Regions from separate parts of the Mus musculus genome. Here region 2 is linked to region 1. A link is a loop called in an ENCODE intact Hi-C map of the cell type or tissue named here. Cell type or tissue: heart. All regions are shown on one strand. Each heading gives the region's core, and the rest is flanking DNA. Links, peaks and the distances in the headings are about the cores only. Region 1 holds the start of Rasd1 (RAS, dexamethasone-induced 1). Region 2 has its middle 21 kb from the start of 1810063I02Rik.

The links. Hi-C counts contacts between places; a loop is a spot of excess contacts. Peaks named below come from ENCODE experiments on the same cell type or tissue, not always from the same donor. Only the 100,000 strongest peaks of a DNase experiment are listed, where the experiment ranks them.
Region 2: a loop joins it to region 1, with 2.1 times the contacts of the local background. A loop is called at or near these places in 5 of 42 quality-filtered maps.

What each region holds. Positions count from the first base shown.
Region 1 is chr11:59,960,964-59,972,178 of GRCm38, forward strand. Med9 (mediator complex subunit 9) reads left to right here. Exons shown (of 2, transcript NM_138675.3): 2 at 1-2,343. It overlaps Rasd1 (RAS, dexamethasone-induced 1), which reads right to left and starts at 3,981. Exons shown (of 2, transcript NM_009026.5): 1 at 3,557-3,981; 2 at 2,218-3,403. The coding sequence starts at 3,842. The coding sequence ends at 2,847. It overlaps Pemt (phosphatidylethanolamine N-methyltransferase), which reads right to left. Exons shown (of 7, transcript NM_008819.3): 6 at 10,221-10,295; 7 at 9,651-9,912. The coding sequence ends at 9,855. In heart, for the core only: a CTCF peak has its summit at 4,454 (motif pointing right); DNase peaks (open chromatin) are centred at 2,738, 3,588, 4,038, 4,438 and 1 weaker place; H3K4me3 peaks cover 2,849 bases; H3K27ac peaks cover 4,789 bases; H3K27me3 peaks cover 592 bases.
Region 2 is chr11:59,895,387-59,906,601 of GRCm38, forward strand. No RefSeq gene overlaps it. Among named protein-coding and RNA genes, the nearest start is that of 1810063I02Rik, 21 kb to the right of the region's middle. In heart, for the core only: a CTCF peak has its summit at 4,894; DNase peaks (open chromatin) are centred at 4,545, 5,025, 6,805, 7,215 and 1 weaker place; H3K27ac peaks cover 4,637 bases.

The DNA of each region.
Region 1 (11,215 bases), core at 957-8,956:
CTCAGCTCCTCCCACTCCCGATAGCATCAGCATGGTATCAGGTACATACTGTTCCCATTAACAGCAGTTTCATGAAACATTTGCATAGAATTCACGGGGTAAATTAGGCCTGTACTCAGATGGCATGGATTTATTATAATTAAAGCAAGCTGTGAGAGTATGAACATTGTTTTGAAAGGCCAGAGGGTGGGTGGCTTCTCCCTTGAAACAGTTCACTTCCTTTTTTGTTTGAACTACTGAATGAAACTATATCTCTGGGGGCGTCAGCCCAGAGCTCCACGATCTAGCCACCAACTCCAGTTTCCAGCCTCCTGCATGCTAGCCTTATAGGCTCTTGCTCCCTTTATCTCTATCACTTCAGGCAGTGCTCAGAATAGCCGAAGCACTGCTTGCCTGGGGCCCTTTGTCCTTCCCACACTGGCTCAAAGAGGCTGTTAAGGAAGCGGCTCTGCCCTGATTCGTATGCCCTGGCTTACCTCTGTCTCCCCTTTAGCCAAGAAGTCACATTTGCTACTCTGCACATGGTCCCTGCACACTTCTGGTTTGGAGCAAAGTAGCTGGCAGGAGCAATCGGGGCAGTTTCTCAGCCAGGGTTATGTGTGGTTTGAAGGGCGTGGGGAGCTAAGTCTGGAGGTTCCATAGCTGTGTTCTACTTGTAGAGTGTACTCAGCGACTCGCAGGTAGGACACCGTGTTCTCTGTCTCTCAGGGACTGTTACACTGAGGGCACCATGGCCCTTTCCTTCTCAGGGGAAGGTGAGAAGAACCCAGTTATTGTTTGGATCTTGAAATGGGCACAGCCTGGGCTGACCAGCTGAGGACTTAGCAGGTGCCTGCCAACTGGCCTTCTTGGCAGGAGCGCTGGCTGGGGATGTTTGTTAGCAAGCATTCTGGTGGCATTGCCTATCCAAGCTGCCTCACACTGGGACCCGGAATGTGTGAAAGAGGGTTCTGACTTCCAGGTATTTGGGCAGAAAAGTGAGTTTGAGTAGAGGATGCCAGTTAAGCACCTCTGCCTTGGGACTGTTACTGAACTGAATCAGTTACTTGCTGCAAAGTTGAAGCAGTGGCTGGGCCAGTTTTAAGGCTCTGACTGGTTCCTGTAAGCGCAGAGCACATGAAATGCAAGGGCTTCAGCTCTTCCTGACAGGGAAGAAAGAAGGCGTCCTCGGAGGCTTCTGTTCCGTGTGGTGACCTGTCACATTTTCAGATATATAATTAAAAGTGTGGTCTGCTCTCAGGACACATGGTTTGCCTGTTGGCTCTGTCTCAGTGCTTGGATTCAGCCCCTGGAATTACAGGTTTTATAATGAAGAATTAGAGTGGTATGTTGAGTAGGTGGTGTAGAGGGAAATGTTCACTGTGCTCCTTCCACCCAGCATGTGCACCTGTTCAACTAGCACAAAGGCCTGCATGTCTCCTGCAGGGGAACTTGGGGAGCCAGCCAGTCATTGGTGAGAAGTGAGTGCCTTGCTGAGATTTGAGGAGGTGCAGTGCCTTGGAAGTGGCCCTTCCCAAAACAGGGTTGACAGGACACACCCCCATCCCCACCCCCACCCCCACCCCCAAGACACTTTCGAGCATCCCTTGAAGGTCAGAACTCTCTTGGAAAACCAAGTGCTTGGCTCCGCAGCTGCAGCAGTGTTGACTCCTTAGAGACCATATTGACTCCTGACCCTATTTCTCAGCTGCAGAATTGGAGGCTTCAAGGTGACACTTGAACCCTGAGTTGACAGTAGGAGTGGCAAGGAGATCTTGGTCACAAACTATGAGCCCTTAGCCAACAGGGGGATGGGAAAGTGCAGAGGAGCTGGGCCTCCCCTGCTTGAGTGCTTCTGGGAGCTGCACTAGAAGCGAGCTACTTTCCCTGGCCAGGTCCTGGGGCAACCCTGGGGCAAGGGATAAACACAGAGTGCAGGCATCTTCCCAGACACACCTCTCCAGCTCAGCCTCCTTATTTGTGGTAATCAGAGTCGGAGTGTGACAGCTTCCTGTCACCTGCCATGATTAGCAGGTGGCCTGTGGAGGAGAGTATGAATATTCTCCAAAACAAGGCCCCCTGGTATAGGCCAAGTGAGGCAGAGGGTAAACAGAGCCAGGAGGTCTAGAGCAGGTCCCACTTGGAAGTGGGAGGCCATTTTCCGAAAGCCAGGTCCCTCTCCAGTTCTTGGCCACTGGCACTGAGCACTGAGGCAGGAAACCTAAAAGCAAAGCACCATTTTCCGTTTCTAAATTATTTTATTTTAAATAAAAAATAATAATAAAGACCTCACACAATAGAAATGTAGAGATTTTGTTCATGTCACATTGACACTGGAACTATTAAAGTGCAAGTTTTGTGTTTTGTTTTTCTTTTGGGTAATTGCACACACACATGTAAACAAGTCACTTGGCTATGATTGAACACCCCCCCCCCCCACCTCCAGCCAAAGTTTCCAGTTTGCTGAGGACAGAGGTGGCTGACAGCGGCCATGGCAACACCAATCACAGACAAGATAATGCCCTATTATTAGTCCTGCCCTGAAGCGAGCAGGACAGTTACTTTAAGTCTCACAGGCTGATGAACTTCACACGCTTTTTCTCAAACCTCTTGAGAAAAATGCCAAGCGCCCCTCTGCTGGGTCCTGGCATCCCAGAATCGGAGGTGACAGCTCCTGTCTTAGCTAGTTCTCTTTCCTTTCACAGCAGGTGACTGTCCCTTACTGGCTTGGTCTCCCCGGGCTGGGTCTCAGGGAGGGAAGGAGAAGGCCAATTGGCGCTCCTGTGGCACGGACCGCTAGTCCAGGAATCCGATTTGACTTTTGAACAAAAAAGGTCCTCAGGTTGTGTGGCTGACCCTGGGGGCTCCTAACTGATGACACAGCGCTCCTTGTCCTTAGCCTGGCTGCCGACACTGGTTTTTTCACGAATGTACATGAGGTCGCTGTGCACGCTGGGTCTGCGAGCAAAGGGCGCCAAGATGCCAAAGGCATCGCCGTGGTCGCCCCCGCCTCCGCTGCCCGCACGCAGAAGCTTCTTGTTCCTCAGAGCCTTCTTGTGCAGTACGTCGCAGTACTGCACAGATACCTTGCGGTGCAAGTCGGGGCTCATCTCGCTAGGCAGCTTGGCCATGGCAAAGAGCGCACGGAACATCTGGTCCAAGCTGCTGTTCTTCTTGGCTGAGATCTCGAAGTAGGCACAACGCTGAGGGTCGTCACCCACCAGCTGCTCAATCTCCCGCTGCTCTACTTCCCGGTAGAAGTCCCGGTCCCCTTTGTTACCGCAAATGACCAGCGGCACGTCCACATTCTCTTTGGTTTTGTTCTTGAGACAGGACTTGGTGTCTAGGATCTGCTGTTTGAGCCTTTGCACCTCTTCGAATGAGTCGCGGTTGTCTAAGCTGAACACCAGAATGAAAACGTCTCCTATAAGGGAACGAGTGGGAAAGGTGAGGACAGCTGCCAGGCACAGAGCTGCAGACACCCCAGGTGAAGGGGCAAGCCCCAAGCACAACACACCAGCCCCATCCACTCCCCTCAAGACTCCGGTCCCCCTATCCCCGTCGACTCCCCACTCACCTGTGAGGATAGAGAGGCGCCGCATGGCGGGAAACGGATGATTGCCGGATGTGTCCAGTATGTCCAACTGGTAGACTTCGCCGCGGATCGAGTAAAACTTTCGGTGGAAGTCCTCGATGGTAGGGGTGTAAGCATCCTCGAAACGGCCCGTGAGGAAGCGCGACACAATGGCCGTCTTGCCCACTTTGGATGAGCCGAGGATGACCATCCTGTAGCAGTTCTTGGCCGGGATACTCAGTTCAGAGTCGCTTGGGCACATCTTCTTGATCATCGCGGCCAGTTTCATTGGGTAGAGGGGCCCCAGGGGCGGATGCGTGGCCGAGAGAAGGTAGAGAGAGGGCTGCAGAGAACTCCGGAGTGACGGAAGAGCTTGGCTTCGGGACTGCGCGAGCTGGTCTGGGCTCTTGGGTACAGACAGCAGGCTCAGGCTTTCCGCGCCCCACACCGCCCTTATATTCAGTTGGCCGAAGCCCGGCCAGGCACCTCCCAGCTAAGGTGCGTCACGTCCCGCCCCCGGACGCGCCCAGCTCCTCCTAGACGCAGCGACCTCCGCCTTGGAGCCTGAGGCTCCTCTTCAGACCTACGTGCGCTGAAAGGAAAACTAAATCCAAACTACGGCCAGTGGGATCCGGCGCTTCCCACTTTTGGCCGCAGAGGTCCTGGCTGTGCCTTTGATTCACTTACCTCTGGGATCTCCATTCTCTTAACACTAGTGCACAGACACCCACTTTTCTTGGGCCTTAGTTTCCCCAAAAAATATTATCTGATGATAGCAACAGATTTGCTGGACATTTGCCCCAGGGCCAACCCCTTAGGTCCCCGGACTCTTGGTGCTCTCCTGGGCTTAGTGTCCGGTGTTTGTGGGTTTTCTATGTTATCGTCCGCGCTTTGCGCTTCAGCCACCAGAGGGAAGCAGGGAGCCCCACGGACCCGCTGGGATGCCTAAGGTTGTGGCCACTCTGGAGAGGGGCAGGAGGCTGGCTGGGGACCCTGACGGGGAGCGCTGTCATGGACTTCCTGTGCTCTACTTTCCCAACTAGAGAGAATCTGATCGATGGGGACCTCAGTAGAGGAGAGTCTGTACCTGACTTCATACTTCGAGACAAGCCCCTTTAAAAAAAAAAAATCAAAACAGGCCAGAGTACCTACAGCCTCCTATGGCTTTCGGGACTTTCCCCTCTCGTGGGCCAATTCATCGTCATTTTGCACTGAGGTGGCTGACTGGGGCCGATGATCTCAGAGGAGGCCTGGAAGCACAACCTTCACTGTAGTTCAGTTTCCCTTTCTGAAAGATGACACTGGTTCCTTGATTGTAAAGATTAAGTACAAACACGTTCCGAGACCAGGGCCTGGTCAGAACAATAAAAGTATAGTATCAGGGAGGCTGCCTAGGGGAGGAAGCCGGTGGCAGGTTGATCAGTAACCAGGACTGAGTGATGCTTGAGGAGAAACGGGACGCGTCTGCTGCTTGTAACTGACGACACAGGTGAGCTGTGTTTATTCTGCTCTGACCTCGTCTTATTTAGGAGAGGCCCAGAGACCGAGTGGCTGACAAATGCCCCTTGCCCATCCAGGCAGTCTTGGTGTCCCACAGGCAGGGCTAAAGTCATTCCCACCCATCCAGATGCTTGCACTATGATCCAGGATTTCAACAGAAACCCAGTCTCTAGATCAGCAGTGGGCATCCTGCCTGGAGCCCATGCAACGTAGGTGTATTGATTTGGTGGTCCCTGTGCTAAATGATAATGCTCTCCCTGGAGACAGAGAAGCAACACTCTGCATTTAACAGATGGGGGAACTGAAGCACAGGGAAGCACGCTGCTGGCCACCTGGCTCCCAGTCTTCCCTTCCTCCCCTCTGCCTGTGCCCCCACAACAGAGCCCACTACACAGGCTGCTGCGGTTGTCTGGCCCGTTTCAATCTAGCAGGATATCCATATTCACTCCCCTTCCTCCCAGGCTGCTTCTACATCCATATCAATTGAGGAACCCGGGACTCATCAGCTAGATCTAGGACAGGCCAGTTGGGGTGAGTCCTTCACCTCCTGGTTCCTGCCCTTGCCCCTGCTCCCCTCCCTTCACCTGGGGTGTCTGCCCTCATCTGGGAGAAGGACCTGTGCCTCAGCCAAACACAGGACTGCTGCATTCAGTAATAAGCATAGAGTGTCACTGCAGGAAGAGGCCTCTTAAGGGGGCAAGTAATGGCTGCGCACCCGGCTGAGGCCCTTCTCCTCTGCCTCCAGAAGGCACTGTGTGGAAGGCTGGGGCTCTGACTCAGGATGGGCAGAGCCAATGTCACCATTCCCCTGAGTCTTCAGTCCCAGGAAAATCCAAGGAATAAGAAGAGAGGGATGAGCTGGGCAGAGGTGGTGCACGCCTTTAATTCTAGCACTTGGGAGACAGAGGCAGGTGGATTTCTGAGTTCGAGGCCAGCCTGGTCTACAGAGTGAGTTCCAGGACAGCCAGGGCTACACAGAGAAACCCTGTCTCAGAAAAACCAAAAAAAAAACAAAAAAAAAAACAAAAAACAAAAAACAAAAAACGAAAAACAAAAAAACAAAAAAAAGCAAAACCAAGAAGAAGAAGAGGAGGAGGAGGAGGAAGAGGAAGGGGAGGAGGAAGAGGAGGAGGAGGAGGAGGGATGGCAGAATCAAAGCTATGGTCCAGCTCTACCCACAGACATCCAGATGGCCAAGGCTCAGCTTAGATTCATGGCCCTCTCTCCTTCCACTGTCAGTGTCACGACTGGGCCTGACATCTTGCCTCAGTCCCTTCTAGATGCAAGGTGACTGGCAGACACTGGTGGTTTCCTGCCACCTCCGAGGTTCATTTACCCAGCTCAAACACCCTGTCAGGAAGACTCCATCCTCCAGGCGCACAGTCACACAGCCTCTGCCAGCAAGTCTCCGGTCGCAAGAACACTGAGGGGTCTGAAAGACAGGCAGTGCTGTCCCACATAATCCCAACTACCATCTGTGTCCCCCCAGGCCACTGCTCCACAGGGGACAGCATGTGCATCCCTTTCCCAGAAACTCTGGAAGTCACTGTGATGTTTCCTTACCACACAGGTTTGTAGCAGTGTCAGGCTTCCTGCTCAGAACAGAACTCTTACCAACTGATCAAATGCTGAGGGGAGTCCAGCGGAAGCCAAGGGTCTGTAAGCTGGAAATGCCAGCCACACAGCCTCATCCAGAGGCAGAGAGGACTCAGAAGGTTCTTTGAAGTTGGGTCACAAAGAAGGGCATCGGGTGCCACCACATTACCCACAGGGGCCAATCCTACTTGTGCCTGCAAGAGGACCCCACAGGTTGTCTCTGCTCCACTTCCTGTGGGGCCTGGTGGGTAGTCTTTAGATTATTGTGAGGGAGCCTTTGAAATGTGGTTGTAGGACCCCAACCCCTTTCTCATTTACCCTTTACTTCTTGGCCATTGGGTAAGCAGCTTGCCCTACTATGTGCCCCCAACTTGCCCTACTATGTGCCCAACACACATACTGTGCCCAACAGTATGTACTGGCTTCATGTGGGTTCGAAACAACACAGCCAGCAGTCAGGAGGCAGCCCCAGCTCTCTGGCAACCAGCTCACTCCTGGTGGGCTCCATCCCATCCCTGTCTCCTGCTGGATTCCAAGGGACACACTGGGGTTCAGACACATGTGCCCAGTCACATCAGACACATGTGGGTGTATGAAGAGGACACCCATGCTCTGTGGTCTCATTTCTCTCCTCAGATCCCTCTGCAGCCTCTTCTCCTCTCTGAAATTATATGACCTCCATGTCTGCCTTGACTGCTGCCTCCACCCAGTAGTCAGGGAGCTGGGGCTGCCTCTTCCCTCTGCCCATACCCACAGCCTTGCAACTGAGCCAACAGGTACATGCGGGGATGCCAGTGATAGAGCTGAGCCTCTCTTGGTGCAGGGGACTGGACAAGAGGACACCAGTGGCAAAGGGGGCATCTCTGCCCCATTTGGTGCCAAGGGTACCAATGCTTCTCTAGCCAGGCCTTACCAGGACACCTGCCTGAGCTTCTGGATAGGGCGTGCATGGTACTCTCTACAGTGAGGAAACAGGTAAAGACTTCTTGCTTCAGTGGTCTTTGCACTTTTCGCCACCAGAAGGGGTATGAGGGAGGGACAGAGCTCAGGATGACAGCCCTAGACTCTGTCATGGGCCCAGGGCAACAAGGCTCTGGGCCATACTAATAAAAGGTGTGGTTCTTGTCTGCCCAACCAGGGTCTCCAGCCAATGCTCTGGCCTGGGGCTGGGAGGGGAAGCCCAGGCCTCCTCAGAGGGCCTGGAAATGTGAGGCAGGAGACCTGTGCACAGTTAGGTGGCAAGCCCGGGGCACTTGTAAAAGCCCATGTGAGCCTTGGGTGACAACAGGATGTCAGGAGAGGGAGGCAGCCTTAGATGCTGTCTCATGAGCCCCAGGACTAGATAGCCCAGGGCTGGAACAGGCACAGGCTGATCGTCTGGATCCCCAAATCTCACAAGGTTTTCTGGGTCAGTGAGGCACCCTGGCAAAGAAACACAGCTGAGACTAAGGAGGTGAGGGTCTCTGGTGAGTTGGGATAATCACCTCAAAGTCCAGCAAGCTTAGCTATCCCTAAGCCACCCATTAGAAGCCCGGAGTCCTGGAGGTCAGGGTGGTCTTAGCTGCTAATGGTCACACAGTGACAAAGAGCAGAGGAAGCTGTTCTTTGGCTTCCTCTGATGCCAAAAGTCACCTTGTGACCCACCTTCTTGGTCACTTGTGCTCTGCCTACGTACCCCTGTAGTGAGAATTCTGGAATTTGGGGTCTTTTTTTAATTGAAATATTATAAGAATGTGTTTTTGTTTTAATCCCAGGTGCGTGATATGGGTTGGACAATCTGCTTCAGATTATACACAGCAGGTGGCAATGATTTGCCTCGTGCTCTGGCAGGGGTGTGGTTTTGCCAGCTGCAGATAGTTTTTGTGACTGTGATGTTTGGAGTTCTGGGGGGACTTTTCAGAGGGTGTATAAATGCTAGAGCCCCAATAGGTGGGTTTGGTGGGTTGTTGGTTGCTGTTCGTTAGACGTGTGCAAAGAAGAAATTAGAAATCCTAATGGTGAAGATAAAACTTGCCCCAAAGACCTCGATGTCCCTAATCAGCAGGAAATCATCTAGGGATAACATCGCCCCCTTTCCAGCCCCTGACTTCATTCAGGGGTCTCTTTCCTTTCCTGTCTATCAATTTTTTCCCTCCTCTAGAGTTAGGTACTTGAAAGGGTAGAAGAAAAAGGGTGGAGAAGGGTGTGAGAAGAACCCACAACGTAGCAAAAGCTCAGCTACACACATCCCATCTCCAGCAGATTTTACCCACCTCAGATGAACGTAGGGGGTGTCCGCTATATCTTGCCATTAGGTGACAATCTTGGTGGAATGATAGTGCAATTTAATCTGATAGACCTCTGTGTTGTGGATTTGGTCTAATGCTTGTATTATGTTAATTGGGTTCCCAAAATTGTATGAGAATCGATAAGACGCTGAGGGTTCCTGCCCCTCCCTTCCCCCCCCCCCCCGCCCCGGTTGGCTTTGACTGGTAAATAAAATTGCTTGCAGCCAATGGCTGGGCAGGGAGACAGAAGTAGGGGGATCCAGAGAGGAAGGAGGATAGAGAACCACCATGATAGGAAAGGAGAACGATCAAGCCTGAGACGTGCAGGACAGACAGACAGCTAACCTGATTGTGACCCAAGAGGGCTGTAGCTGGGTAGCGAGGACAGGCTGCTGCCCCTGGGGTGATGTAAGTAACACTAATTGCCTATGGCAACACCTTCGCTCTCAGGTTGGCAGATGTTAAACTGGGTTCTGGGTATCAAGGGCATGGACAGCAGGTGACCAGGGTGTCCGCTGCCTAGGAAGGGCTGTGGCGGCAGCCAGCTCTATTGCTGAGGCCTTTTGCTGAGTTCTTTCTTTGTGAATCCTAGACAGCACCAGGGGCTGCACTGGAAAGAAAGGGCCCAGAAGCCCTCAAGGGATGCAGTCCCCTGCCCTGCCCAGCCCTCCCACAGCCTAGAGCCCACGCCTAACCGCACTCCTGGGACCAGGATGGGAAGGAGACCAGAGAGGTGCTGAGGTCACAATGCCTTTATTAGTGTGTCGGGACATGGTGGGGATGGGGGTCTCAGCAGTCACACAGCATAATGCCTGAGGCCCCCATGACTGGTTTCTAAGGCACAGGTACAGTGGCCAGTGCTGCTCTCCCTGGGAAGGGTTGTTGCTTGGGGCAGCCGAGAGGCCAGTCCAGCTTTCCAAAGATCCTTCATGGCCCTGTCAGCTTCTTTTGTGCAACCTGGTAGCTTTCTGTCGGTAGATCTCAGCAGTGAAGGGCCTGTGGGTGGAAGGAATGTTCCAGTAGGTTGTTCCAGGGGACTCCTGAACCCCAGCACCAGAACCTGTTCCACCAGTGAGGATAGGACCCACATTCCCACTGTCCCCCAGAGCTTGCCTAGAGGCTTCAAAGAGCAGCGGGGAGGGGCCTGGAGGGACTGGGGCCACCTCCGTACCTGCCTAGGTCTCAGGTGACAGGTGTACCCTCCCCATTACCAGCCTCTCAAGCCTGGTGAGGCAATTCTGAGTGAGCAGCTTGGTCTAACTCGCCCGTCACATCCATATCCCATCCCCCACACATCTACTCACTCTTCATATAGGAGAGCAACCACGTAGACAATTGCCACCAGCACCGTCAACAGCAGGCCTGTGGGACTAGCATGCCTGCAGACAAACATACCATCAGTTGACTTAGCGACTCCTGCCAACACAGTGTGTGGTCCTTGCTGATGCTGGGACTCCTCTGGTGGGTGAGCTAAGCCTGGGGGTGCCCCTTCCTAGGTCTGGTTTTCTAGAGAGCCACAGGGAGACAGGAGGGGAGGAAGGCACCTTGTGGGACAGTCCTCGCTTCTTTGTCTGCTGAGGCCGAGGCTCGGGGACAGGGAACATTTCCACTGCCCACCAGACAGTGTTCTTAGGAAATAAGTTTCTTGTAAAAAAGCCAACCCAGGGCTGCCATGAGCACACGGCCTCTTGGGCAGATTTTTGCCACCTGAGCTCTGGCCCATATATAGGTGCAGGCGGTAGCCACTGTCTGGACTAGCCTCGGTTGTCTGTCTGGGAGAGCAGGGGCACAGAACACAAGACCAACCCACCCTTACAGTCCAGCCACCTGGACTGTACTCTACTACCCAGGCCCTGAGCATCCTAGCATCCTACTTCCAGCATCCTAGCCCAGAGACATGAGTCCTTGCAAAATGTACAGAGCATTTCTGTCATGGCTCTCTGCAGGTGACCAGTCTCTGACCTCACTCTGCCGATGAATACAGACAGCCTGTTAGTGACAGCGGGGAGGAGCCCAAGCATGTCTGCCTCAGGCTTCCAGAAATAGCTGCTGCTGAGCTGGCCCCCAGGCCATTTCTATGGTTACCCCTGGCTCCTCTGGCTCCTGCAGGGCCTGAACTGCTGCATCCACCTCAGCAGGAAAGGAATGACCCAGAAGGGACAGAAACAGGCCTCAGGTAACCACAGGACCTGCTTGCCTTGGCTGACCCCATTTCACATCTAGCCTCCAAAGGGCAAAGGGCACAAGAATGTGTGACTCCATCAAAAAAACAAAAAACAAAAAAATCCAAACAAGCTGG
Region 2 (11,215 bases), core at 1,223-9,222, 65 kb before region 1:
GATATTTGCATCAAGTGGTTGACTGATTTTTTATTTTAGAGCAAACGTTGTCTGAGCAGAAGCCAAACCTACTGAACTGGGAAGCAGACGTCAGCATCTCAGCACCGCAGCCTCGCTTTCATCATGGAAACCTTGAAGGAGCTCAGAGTAGGGGGAGCAGCTGGCTTCACTCAGTTGCAGTGACTGTCACGCTCCCACTAATCTTGCTTCATGTGGATTCTCACCGGCTGACTCCCCACCTCACAGGCACTAGGCAAGTTTTCTACCACTGAGCCACACCCCAAGCCCACAAAAGCAGCCTGGCAGTTTCACCAAACAGTAGCATCTATGGATCAAGAAGTGTCCAATTCCAGACCCTAGGGCTCCAGAGGGACGCCGAGGCTGGGGTGCTGTGGGGAGGAGCTCCCAGCCCTTCTGGGGGTCCAGTGGGAGAGGACTGCTCTCAAGCTCCTGCCTGACTTGGCCCCTTGTTGGGTGGTGGCTAGAAGCCTCACTCACATGCTTGCCAAATGACCTCACCAGAGAGCCAACCCTTTTAGCCACCCAGTGAGGGTACAGGGTCCGGGCCACCCACATGTGATGGGAGTTACAGTCTCCCAGTCTCCCATAGCTGTGTCTTGGAAGGGAATCTGCCATCTTTGTGCAATTCTGTTTACTGGAAGCAAGTCACTAGGTGTGGGCCTACATGGGAGAGAGTGAACAAGGATAGGCACCAGGATGTAGATCCCCTGGAAGCAGTTCTAGAGATTGCATACATGTGTAGCCTAAAGTCAGCTTGTGGGCACAGGCCTGTGGGGCAAAGTTTGGCACAACCTTCTATAAGACAGAGGCTTTTGAATACCTTTTAGTTAGCCTTGATTCTGCCCAACTCATTTGTATCAGTGATATCCCCGCCTGGCCCACACATCCTTCTATATTCGGAAGGCCCTGTCTGGACCTTAGGGGAACCTATATCCTCAGGGCAGCCTCTACCCATGGGAGTGGGTGTGCCTAAGCCCTGCCTCTGTCTTCTTACTCTGTATGGTTCTTTACAGGACCTTGGAGATGTGTGAGCTGCGGGTACCAGAGCAGTGACCAGCTTCCAATGCGACCCTCGACAGGTCTCACTCCTGGTTGTCACTGCCCATACTGGATCAGGCCAGTCTGTTCATCCAGGGGGGAGGAGGGTGGGGGTGAAGGCTGGGATTCCTGAGGTAGTAAGGTGCTGTAGGGTGCCCTTCTAGCTTGTGTGTCCCTCACTCTGAAGAGCCAGCTGCCACACACCCTGAGGATGCTCAGCCTTCAGGAGGTCGTGAGGCCTCCTGCTGGTGACCCCACGAGTGAATAGGGGGGTCTTCAGGTGTCAGTGCTCTCCACTAGACTAGCTGCTGCCTCAGTAATACCAAGCCAGAACCCCTCCAGGTCCTACCTCAAGAGACAACCACAGGGTAACTTTCATTGAGATAATAGCAGAACATTTTCCTTTGGCCGAGAGCACCCCCAAACCAAATGGTCCGTGCCCTCTGCCTAGCATTTCTTTTGGGGAACCAGAGCCACCATCTCTGACAGTATACTACTCAGTGTTCTCTCACTGAACCAAACAACTGACATGGAGGAGAGACCGGCTTGGGCTCAAGCCACAGAGCCTGTTGTCTGTGGGGCCTGTGGTGAGATAGCACAAGCCGTAGGGGCACACAGCGGAGGGAGCTGGGGAGCTGCTCACTTCCTAGCAGCCAGGAAGGAAAGAGAAAGGAAGGGACAGGGTCTCGAACTGGCCTCAAGGGCTTTCAACGCCACCTAAAGGTTCCACAGCTTCACTATAGCAGCAAGTCTTGGGAGGACATGCATGCTCCAAACTCTGATGCATTGGCAACCCCACAGCCACCCTAGTGCCCATCAGCAAGACAAGATGGTTCAACCATTCCACTGCCTCCCATACAGCGGTGAACACAGACAAACAGGAGCCATCTAGAGTCCCTTCCACATGAGCGATCCTGAAAACCCAGGATGAAATAGAGAAGCGGGGCTCCAGTCCCCCAGCCCACCCCCCCCACTATGCGGCCTCCCCCCCACACCCCCACCCCCCCCACCCCCCCACCCCCCCCCCCCCGCCTCATGCACGCAGTGGGAAGCCCTACAGTGCCTGCAGACACTTAGCACACATGTGTGGAGTCCAAACACTAGAACACCACAGCAGAGGAGCCAACATTGCTGTGTGGGGGATACTGAGGTACGCGGATGGGCTGACACCCACAGGCCTCTGCTGTATTGGTGACCTTTGTTGAGAACGGTACAAGGATAAGGTTCCCAGAGACTGCTGGGAGGATGGGGCAGGGAACTTCTCTGACTTGTTCAGAAACCTGGATTCTCAGAGCAGCCCTCCCCCAAGGCCGGGTGAGAGCATGAAGGGAAAATCTGCTTCAGGCCCCTTCCTATGAGAGTGTGTTGTCCTATCGCCTTGATGTCCAGAATCCTACAGCATGCAGATATTCTCGGTTTCCTTTAGGCAGTTAGACAGGTCTCACATTGACCCAGGAGCAGCACATCATCTGGGCTGAGACCCTGGTCTCCCCATTGGAAACTCTCTCAAGGCCTTCATTCGAAACACAGGCCAAAGGACAAGGGTCTCAGGCACACCCAGGGCCCAGAGCCATGGCCTAGCCCCCAGCTGCCTGCTTCTGCAGTTCTCCAAGGCCATCAATTACAACAGTCCCCCAAGTAGGTCATAGTGATTACTCTCCCTTCAGGGTGATAACGACCGTCATTAGTTGTGCGGATGCAGGCTGGTATCTAATGTTCTGCTTCTCTGAACTGCTCGAACACTCGATAGGTCTCTACCTGGAAGCCTTCCGGGGCCAGGCTCAGCTATCTGTGCTCTCATTGTAGAGAGGCGGTGAGTGCAGTTAAAAGGGGAACCCCACACCCACCCATAATCATGCTGGACTTCAGCCAAATACCTCATGATGCCCTCGAAACTGTCCTGTCAGTGTGAGGTGGCCTTTGGGCACAGAAGAGCTCTGCTTATCATGTGGATATGTCGTGTGGATGGGTATTTCCATCTCTGCCCAGACTCTAGTGTTGGAAGGATTCACTGCCAGGCTCTTCCATGGAATGCCATTTATCCTTCTGTGGGGCCCTGGAGAGGCTGCCAGGCCCGTGCACGGTCACCTCTGCCACAGGAAGCAGCAGCCAGTGTATGCACTCCAGTGGTGTATTTTCCAAAGAGCACACAAGAAGGTATAAGTCCAGGTGTTCAAATAAAGGCAAGAAAACAGACCAGAAAAGCTGAGGTGTCACAGTGGACCACAAGGTACGTGCAAGACAAAACAGTCTGTGTGTAGTCAAACCGGCCAGCTGAGCTCAGACCCAGGTAGAGTGTGTGGTGCTGAGCAAACATATGCCCATGGGATTCCCCAAGCTTTCTGAGGAAGCTGTTCAATGCGAGGCAGAACATAAGCACAGTAACAAGGCCTGGGGGGGCCCAGTGGGCCTCAGCTCACAGGCAGTAGGTGTGGGAGATGCCAGAGAGCCAGGGTCCCTACTCCCAGGACCCGTCAACCCATGTCTGCTGGGATACTCACCTTAGAACCAGATAACTCCAAGTGCTCAGGCACTTCCTGATTATCATGATTGTCTTTCAGCACACAGCAACCTGAGACCCAGAAGACATGCCGGGGTGTGATATTCCTAGTTAGGGGACCATGGGACATAAGTGCACGGAGTCAAATGCATAACCTGGGTTCCACTGTGACCTAGGCTTTCCACATGGGTCTGGCCCCCACACTGACCCCTGGGGTGCCACTGCTGCCCAGAAAAGCCCCTTGCCATCACCTGAAACTCCACCTTCAAGTAAAGAGAGAACAAGTCCCTTAGCAAGCTCAGCTTCAAGACGTTAAACAGTTCAACAGAGGCCTGGCAACCCTAGCCTGACATCCACACAGAACACAAACCAGGAGTCCAGACAGAAGCTTCTCCCAATAGCTACAACAGCAGTGCTCACCAGAGTGAGTGAATGAGAGAGAGAGAGAGAGAGAGAGAGAGAGACAGACAGACAGACAGACAGACAGACAGATCGTCCCACCATCCCCTGTGGGATGTGCAACTGGACAGACCTGGAGAAAGGAGAGAAAGCCCTCACTAAGGTTACAGCCTGGAGGATGGCTGAGGGGTGACTTGCAGGAGCTGTGCAGAATCACCACAGTAACAGAATTCAGGCTGATGGGAACCAGAGATCTAAATGAGCTTTCTTTGGGATGACGGGAATGTTCTGGAAATGGGTAGTGTGGTGGTGGTGGTGGTGGTGGTGGTGGTGGTGGTGGTGGTGGTATCTCTTCTCAACCTCAGTTTCAGTACCAGGGGGGTGGAGCCAGTGATTTTCCCAGGCTGTGAAGGAAACACCCACCCAGAGCCATCAGGCTGGGTTCCAGGGCCAGCAGAGGTGTCACTGGGCCATTCTCTGTGGACTGTCTGTCTGCAGCAGCTAGAAAATAAGGCCAGGGCACTGAATGGCGACCGCTGCCAGCCCAGCCAGGTTTAAAAATAGGATAGGGAAAAAAAAAATCAACTTCCTTGTGTTCACACACGACCTCAGGGGCATTGGTAGGAAAACAGTCAAAGCTGGGTGGGTGGCTGAGGCTGGAGGATGTTTGTGCTGGCATCACACTGTGGCTGTGCTGGGTTGTTCTTATAGCCACTCCCCGCCCAGCAGGGCAGCTGAGGACCCAGCCCAGAGCTGCCTCCACGGTGCCCTCCATGCTCCGCTCCGCTCAGCTCCAAGGACAATTTAGCAATCAGAACTTCAATTAACACTGCATCCTGAGGATGCAGCTTTCGGGAAAAGGCTGGGGCAGAGGAGGACAAAGAGGCTGGCAAGTTGGCAGCTGGGTGAAGCCACCTGGCTACATGACAGGGAACTGAAAGGACCCAGAGGCAGGGAAGGAGGGGGCAGGCTGCCATTTATGACACATGTGCCCATCCCTAAAGGGCTCTGGCCTGCACAGAGCCCCTCAAGCCTGCAGGAAATAACATCCCACTGTCATCGTCCCACGGGGAGATTGCAGAATTGCGTCCCTCACTGAACCTTCTCCAGTACCTCCTGTATGTTCCCGGTTGTCCCTAGAGGCTTTTGCCAGCTGCCAGAATGGTCCCTGGCAGAAGGACTGGTGCCTAGGAGCAGCTAGCTCTGGTAGCTGATGCCAATGGGCTGTTTCAGGTCTGCCCATGTCAGGCACAGTCTTTGAGGAGGACACTAATATCTAATTTAGAAAATGGCACAGGCTAGCCCTGCCAAAGATTCACCGGATGCCTGGTTTCTTGTATGTGGAGTTGAATTTCCCAGTGCCCAGTTTCAGGATGAAGAGTTTGAGGGGCTGAGAAGTCAGGAGACTTGCTCAGGGTTGGAAAGGTAGGAAGCATGTGTTTTGGAAATCCTGGGTTTGCTGGAACTTTCCACATTCACCATGGAGAGTTGCCACATCCCCTACCCCAGCCGCAGTAGCCCAGCATTAATGTGAGACCGGAGGAGTTCCCAGTGGGACTGATTTGGAGGAAAATGGACAGAGGCCACCCAGTGAAGGATCATGTCTACTTCCCTGTATCCCTTCTCCCTGCAACCTGCTTTGTGTTTACTTGGTTGGAAGGAGGACCTTGGGACTCTCAGGCAGCATGTAGGAATTGTGTCTGAGGAAGCGGAAGCCAGCCCCACACAGCAGGTCTGCTCAGACTTCCTTCTGTATAATGAAATGGTAAGAATCACAGCAGAGTGTGGAGTGGTTGCTCTGTTCTGGACACTTCTCAAGACCATTTGGGAAAGAAAGCTGAGAAGCAGATGGCCTGGGTTTGCTGGCAATGGAGGGGAGGCTGTGACCTGGGCCTCCTTCATGGTAGCTCAGGAAACACTGTGACATGTCTCTGTAGACATTTTAACTCCTGGGTCAACATTAGCCTGACTGCATCAGCCAGGACCAAAAAGAGCTTTGAGAAGTTATGTGAACCTGTCCTTGTCCTGGAGTGAGAATTTGGACAGCAGACAGAACACCCCAGAAAGCTCATTTTCTAGGCCTTTTTTCCTTCCTTCCTTCCTTCCTTTTTTTTTTTTTTTTTTTTTTTTTTTAAGATTTATTTATTTACTTATTATATGTAAGTACACTGTAGCTGTCTTCAGATACTCCAGAAGAGGGCATCAGATTTCATTACGGATGGTTGTGAGCCACCATGTGGTTGCTGGGATTTGAACTCCGGACCTTCGGAAGAGCAGTCGGCGCTCTTAACCACTGAGCCATCTCGCCAGCCCCTCCTTCCTTCTTTCATTCCTTCCTTCTTCTCTCCTTATTTCCCTCCTTCTTTCCCTCCCTCCCTCCCTCCCTCTTTTCCTTTCCTTCCTTTTTTATTTTTTTTGACAATGTCTCACTACATAACCTTAGCATGATCCTGAATTAACTAAGTAGCTCAGATTGTACTTGAACTTGTGAACTTTCTACCTCAGCCTCCAGAATTCCAGGATTACAGACCTGTGGTGTGCCACTATGCCTGCTCTGAGGCCCAAGTGACCTGCCCCATCTTTGCATGCATCCTTGTCAAGTCAATTGTAGGATTGACATAGGATTGTCCGTATCCGTCCACGGGGCCCATTTCTTCTTACTCTGGCACTTGGAGCTGTGGCATGGAGACAAAGACAAAGGATGCAGAGCCCTGGCCCAGGAAGCTCTTAAGCTCCTGTGGCCCCCAAGGACACAATGAGCCCCAGTAGAGCTGCCTTTTCTGGGAGTCTCGAAAGCCTGTGTTGCCTGACTAGCACCTGACCTGTACTAGTGACGTAATTTCTGACGGTGTCACAGAAGGTTTTGTGTCCAGACTCAGATCACAGCTAAAGCCAGACTTGCATATGTTTGGTGACCTTTGTGTCCTTGAGGACATGCTGTGCTGAGGGCCGGCTAGAGGAAGGATTACACAGCTCATGTGCTGTTGCCAAACACATCTTGGAGAAAAGAGAAAGTAAACTCTCAGGGCAGTCCGCCCTTCCCAAGCTCTGGTAAAAAAAAAAAAAAAAAAAAAAAAAAAAAGCTGTTCCTGAAATAGCTCCCTTACAGGGCCTGGTGGAAATGTCCAAGGGATGAGGAGACGTACTTCCTTGTCCCTGTGGAGAAAGACCCCAACCCCACCCTGTCAGACCTCTGTGGGCCCTCAGGGAAGTGGCTGGCCTGGTCTTCTGGGAACTGAGAGGGTCTTGTGCAAGAGGAAAGTACAGTTAATGTGAGTGTCAGAGCTCAGGAAAAATAAACCGTGCCAGGCCTTGTCACTACTCCTCACTGCCTCTGGCTGCCTGGCTACGAGATTCAGGAACCTAGGCCAGAAGGCTTTACCCCAGGGTGGGGAGGGGATGGAAGCAAGGTGTGTCTCCTCAAGAGTACAGAAGCCAGGTGCCACAGGAGGACAGGCTAGGAGTGACGCCAGGGCCCTGGAGGGTACCAGCGACTCTAGCACCTCCATCTCTTAGGGACCACAACTCCCCTGAGACAGGATAGAGAGTCCTGGAAAATCTGAGGGATGTGAGAAGGGCACAGCTAAGAACTGCTCACAGCCCTTCTCGCTCACCAGCTATGATGGTGAAGTTGAATGGACGTCTCAGGGAGAGGACACGCACTAACTTCCTATGGGTCTCTAGATGCTTCTGGTTTCCCGGCTTATAATTCCTTTGAAAACACCCCCCAGAGCCACCCCGTAATTTCATTTACCAAAATAGAGAAGAAAATGGAGGAGGACCCTTAGCAGGGTTCTTCTGTTGTCAAAAGAAGCAGCTCTCACTTCAAAGGAATAAATCAAAAGGCATAGATTTTTTTTCTGAGAAAAAATTGCCATCGCCCCAAATACTGTGTTCCAGTGAGGAAGCCGTCTCATGGAGGTTTTATAGTAACCAAAAAGGTGCACATGAAGACATTCAGACAATGTATAGTAACAGAAACATAGGAGTTTGTGTCTTGACCCCTTGTTAATGTCACAGACAATACTTTTTTTAAAGACGTAACCTTTTTTCTGTGGTTCATTCCCAAGAGTTCAGATTAATAAATAATAATTAATAACAAACAGAAAATATTCTTCACACCAAAGGCCCCGTGGAGTCTTTGCTTCCCTCTGGAACATCACAAGCCAGGCCTCTGTCATCTGAACTGCTCTCAACGTTCTTATCTTCCTACAGACCAGCTCACTGAGCTCTCAACGCTCAATGGCTCTTCAAACCCAAAGCTCCAAAGTCTCTCCACAGTCCTCCCGAAAACAACATGGCCAGGTCTGTCAGCAATGCCCCACTCTCCTGGTACCAACTTGTCTTAGTTACTATTGCTGTGATGAAACCCCGTGACCAAAGTAACTTGGAGAGTGAACTGCTTATTTGCCTTACACTTCCATACTGAATGAAAAAAAGGAAATAAAAGGGGAAAGGTATGACTGGTCTGAGGTTTCAGCACCAGATGAAGAAAAGAAAAAGAGATCAAAATGAAAGACATGACTGCTACTAGGTATGGTGGAGAGGAAAGCTTATTGTAGATAAAAAGGGAGCATAGGCAGAGAGTCCAGAGCGGACATGGCCCTGAGCCATGCGAGGAGAGGCCAGAGAGGGATGGAGAAGGAAGAGAAGGGAACCAGGTGCAGCTGCCAAGAGGGCAAAGGTTCAGAACAGGTGGGCAGCCAGGATGGCTGAATTACATAGGCGGGAAGAAGCTCTGGGGGAAGGGCATCCCAGACCCTGGGGTGGTGAGTTTGGGTTAGAGGATGGGTATGCCAGCTAGACTCTGTAACAGGTCACGACTGAGGGATGCTGGCAGAACCTCTCAGCCAGTCCACTTTGATTTGTTAAATAGGTACCTTAGCCATTTGTCTCAAGGTTTGAGACTTAACACTTATCACTACTGATCATCAAAGAAAGGCAGGATAGTCAAGTTGGTCAAGAAACTTGGAGGCAGGGGCTGATGCAGAGGCCACGAAGGGGTGCTGCTTACTGGCTTGACCTCCATGGCTTGCTCTGCCTGCTTTCTTAAAACAGAACCCAGGACCACCAGTCCAGGGATGGCCCCACCCACAATGGGCTGGGCCCTCCCCTCCATCATTCACTAAGAAAATGTGCTATAGGCTTATCTACAGTCCAGTGTAGGGAGGCATTTTCTCAATTGGGATTCCCTCCTCTCAGATGACTGTATCCTGTGTCAACTTGACATAAAATTAGCAAGCACAGTTGGGTATAGCAAGATGGGGGTGGGGGTGGGGAGGGAATCTCTCCTATACCCTCCAATGTTATCTGATCACAGTCTTGGCCCTTACATTAGCAGAGAAGAGAGTTCTGCTAAGTTAATACATTCTAAATGTTCTCATCCGAATGTTAAGTCTGATGCAGAAGTGGGCAAGAAATGGTTTGTTAGGGAGCTATCAATAGCCTAGAAGTCATTGCGATTGGGATATTAAATCAGCAACATTTCAGCCTCTCCATAGTCACTGAAGTGTTGTCAGTCATCAGCCTCTGCAGGGGCTTCTTCCCATTCACTCTTCTGAGATATGTCCTGAGAGTTTCCAAAATGTTATATATGGCTAACGCTAAGACACTTTACTGCACCTCTCCCATGAGAAGCCTAGACCCATACTTGGGTCTTCCTTTCCCATACTCCCCCTAAAGAAGGTGTTGTGAACAAGGTAGATCTATGTAGTAAAACAAAAGTTATATTCTATTGTGCTGAGGGTCATCAGCCAAAGCTCACGCTTTAGATCCTCAACTATGGCCCTAAGTCTATCACCCCAAGGCTGTTCACGTGTACGACATATCTTAGCTGATGGTCAGGTCCATTCTCCAATGGACGTCTTTGACTCAAGAGTCAGAATCTTGGGGGAGACTTTCCAGACACAGGGTAAATCTAGGTGTCATCTCAGATGTGCAGAGCAGAACCTTGTTCTTGGTCTCTGCTTATAGACTGTCCAGTGGGCAGTGTCTGGTTATCTTGAGTGACATCACTGGGTTCTAGTTATCAGGTGCAGCCGTGAGTGTAGTGGGGTTCCTGACTAAGCTATTTTTATATGTATAAAAGGCATTTTTCTTTACTATGCATATTACAGAAGGGCTCCTTCTCTTGGGTGTTGTCTTGGTTACCTTTCTGTTGCTGTGATAAGACATCACAATTAAGGTGATCTATAGAAGAAACAGTTTGTATCTTAAGAATTTCAGAGGGTAGAGTCCAGGACCATTACGGTGTTAAAAATGTGTTTGTAACCACTATGGTGGCATACACAATGTACCTCCTGTCAGTCCTTTAGATTTTGAGGATTGCACGAGCCTTTAAGGTACCAAGTCTGTGGTGGATGAAGACAAGGTGGATATTGCCAGAGGAACAGCATCTGAGGTTGTCCTGTGGCTCCCACACACATTCTCTCTCTCTCTCTCTCTCTCTCTCTCTCATTACTTTTGCAATGTGAGGGATCAAGTGCTATGTTGCTGACTGAGCTAAGCCCAGATACTGTTATCATAGGTTCAGTCCACGAAATAGACAAATGCCCAAGACTATGGGGACCATCAGACTCAGATTGCCAAAGCACCAAGGGAGGTTTGCCTTGTTTTCTTGCATTCTCATCCTGCTCACTGGTCTTGAACATGAAGGCTGTCATTTGTGCTTGTTACTGTTATCATAACTGTAACCAAATGCCTGACAAGAGCTAACTTTCAGGAGGATCTGTATTGGCTCACGGGGAAATGTAATCTGTCATGGATCCGGAAGCATGGCATCCACAGGTAAGACCATCACATATATGCACGGTCCAAATGCACAGAACAATGAGTGCCAGCACTCAGATCGCTTTTTCCTTTTGATTCAGTCCTGGTCCCCAGCACACAGGATGGTGCCACTTTCATTTGAGATGGGCTTTCCTACCTCACTTCATTCAGTCCAGAAATTTCCTTTAACTTAAGCCCAGGAATTTTTCTTTTAGGTGATTCCAGAGCCAGTCAAGTTGATAGTGTTAACATCACACTGTTACAGTGTTGTGTTCCACCTGGCAACATAAATGTTAGTGGCATAGTACAGCAGTTCCTCAAGATAAATGTAGCCTAGGGGTAGGAGGACAGCTCAATGTCAAAAAGACCAGTGAAAAATAACATTCACAGTGTCATGTGTGGGTTCCATCTCATGGAGTGGGTCTTAACAAAGTTGTAACGCTCATAACAGCTGTACCACTTTTACACTGGTATAGCCTGTACCCAAGT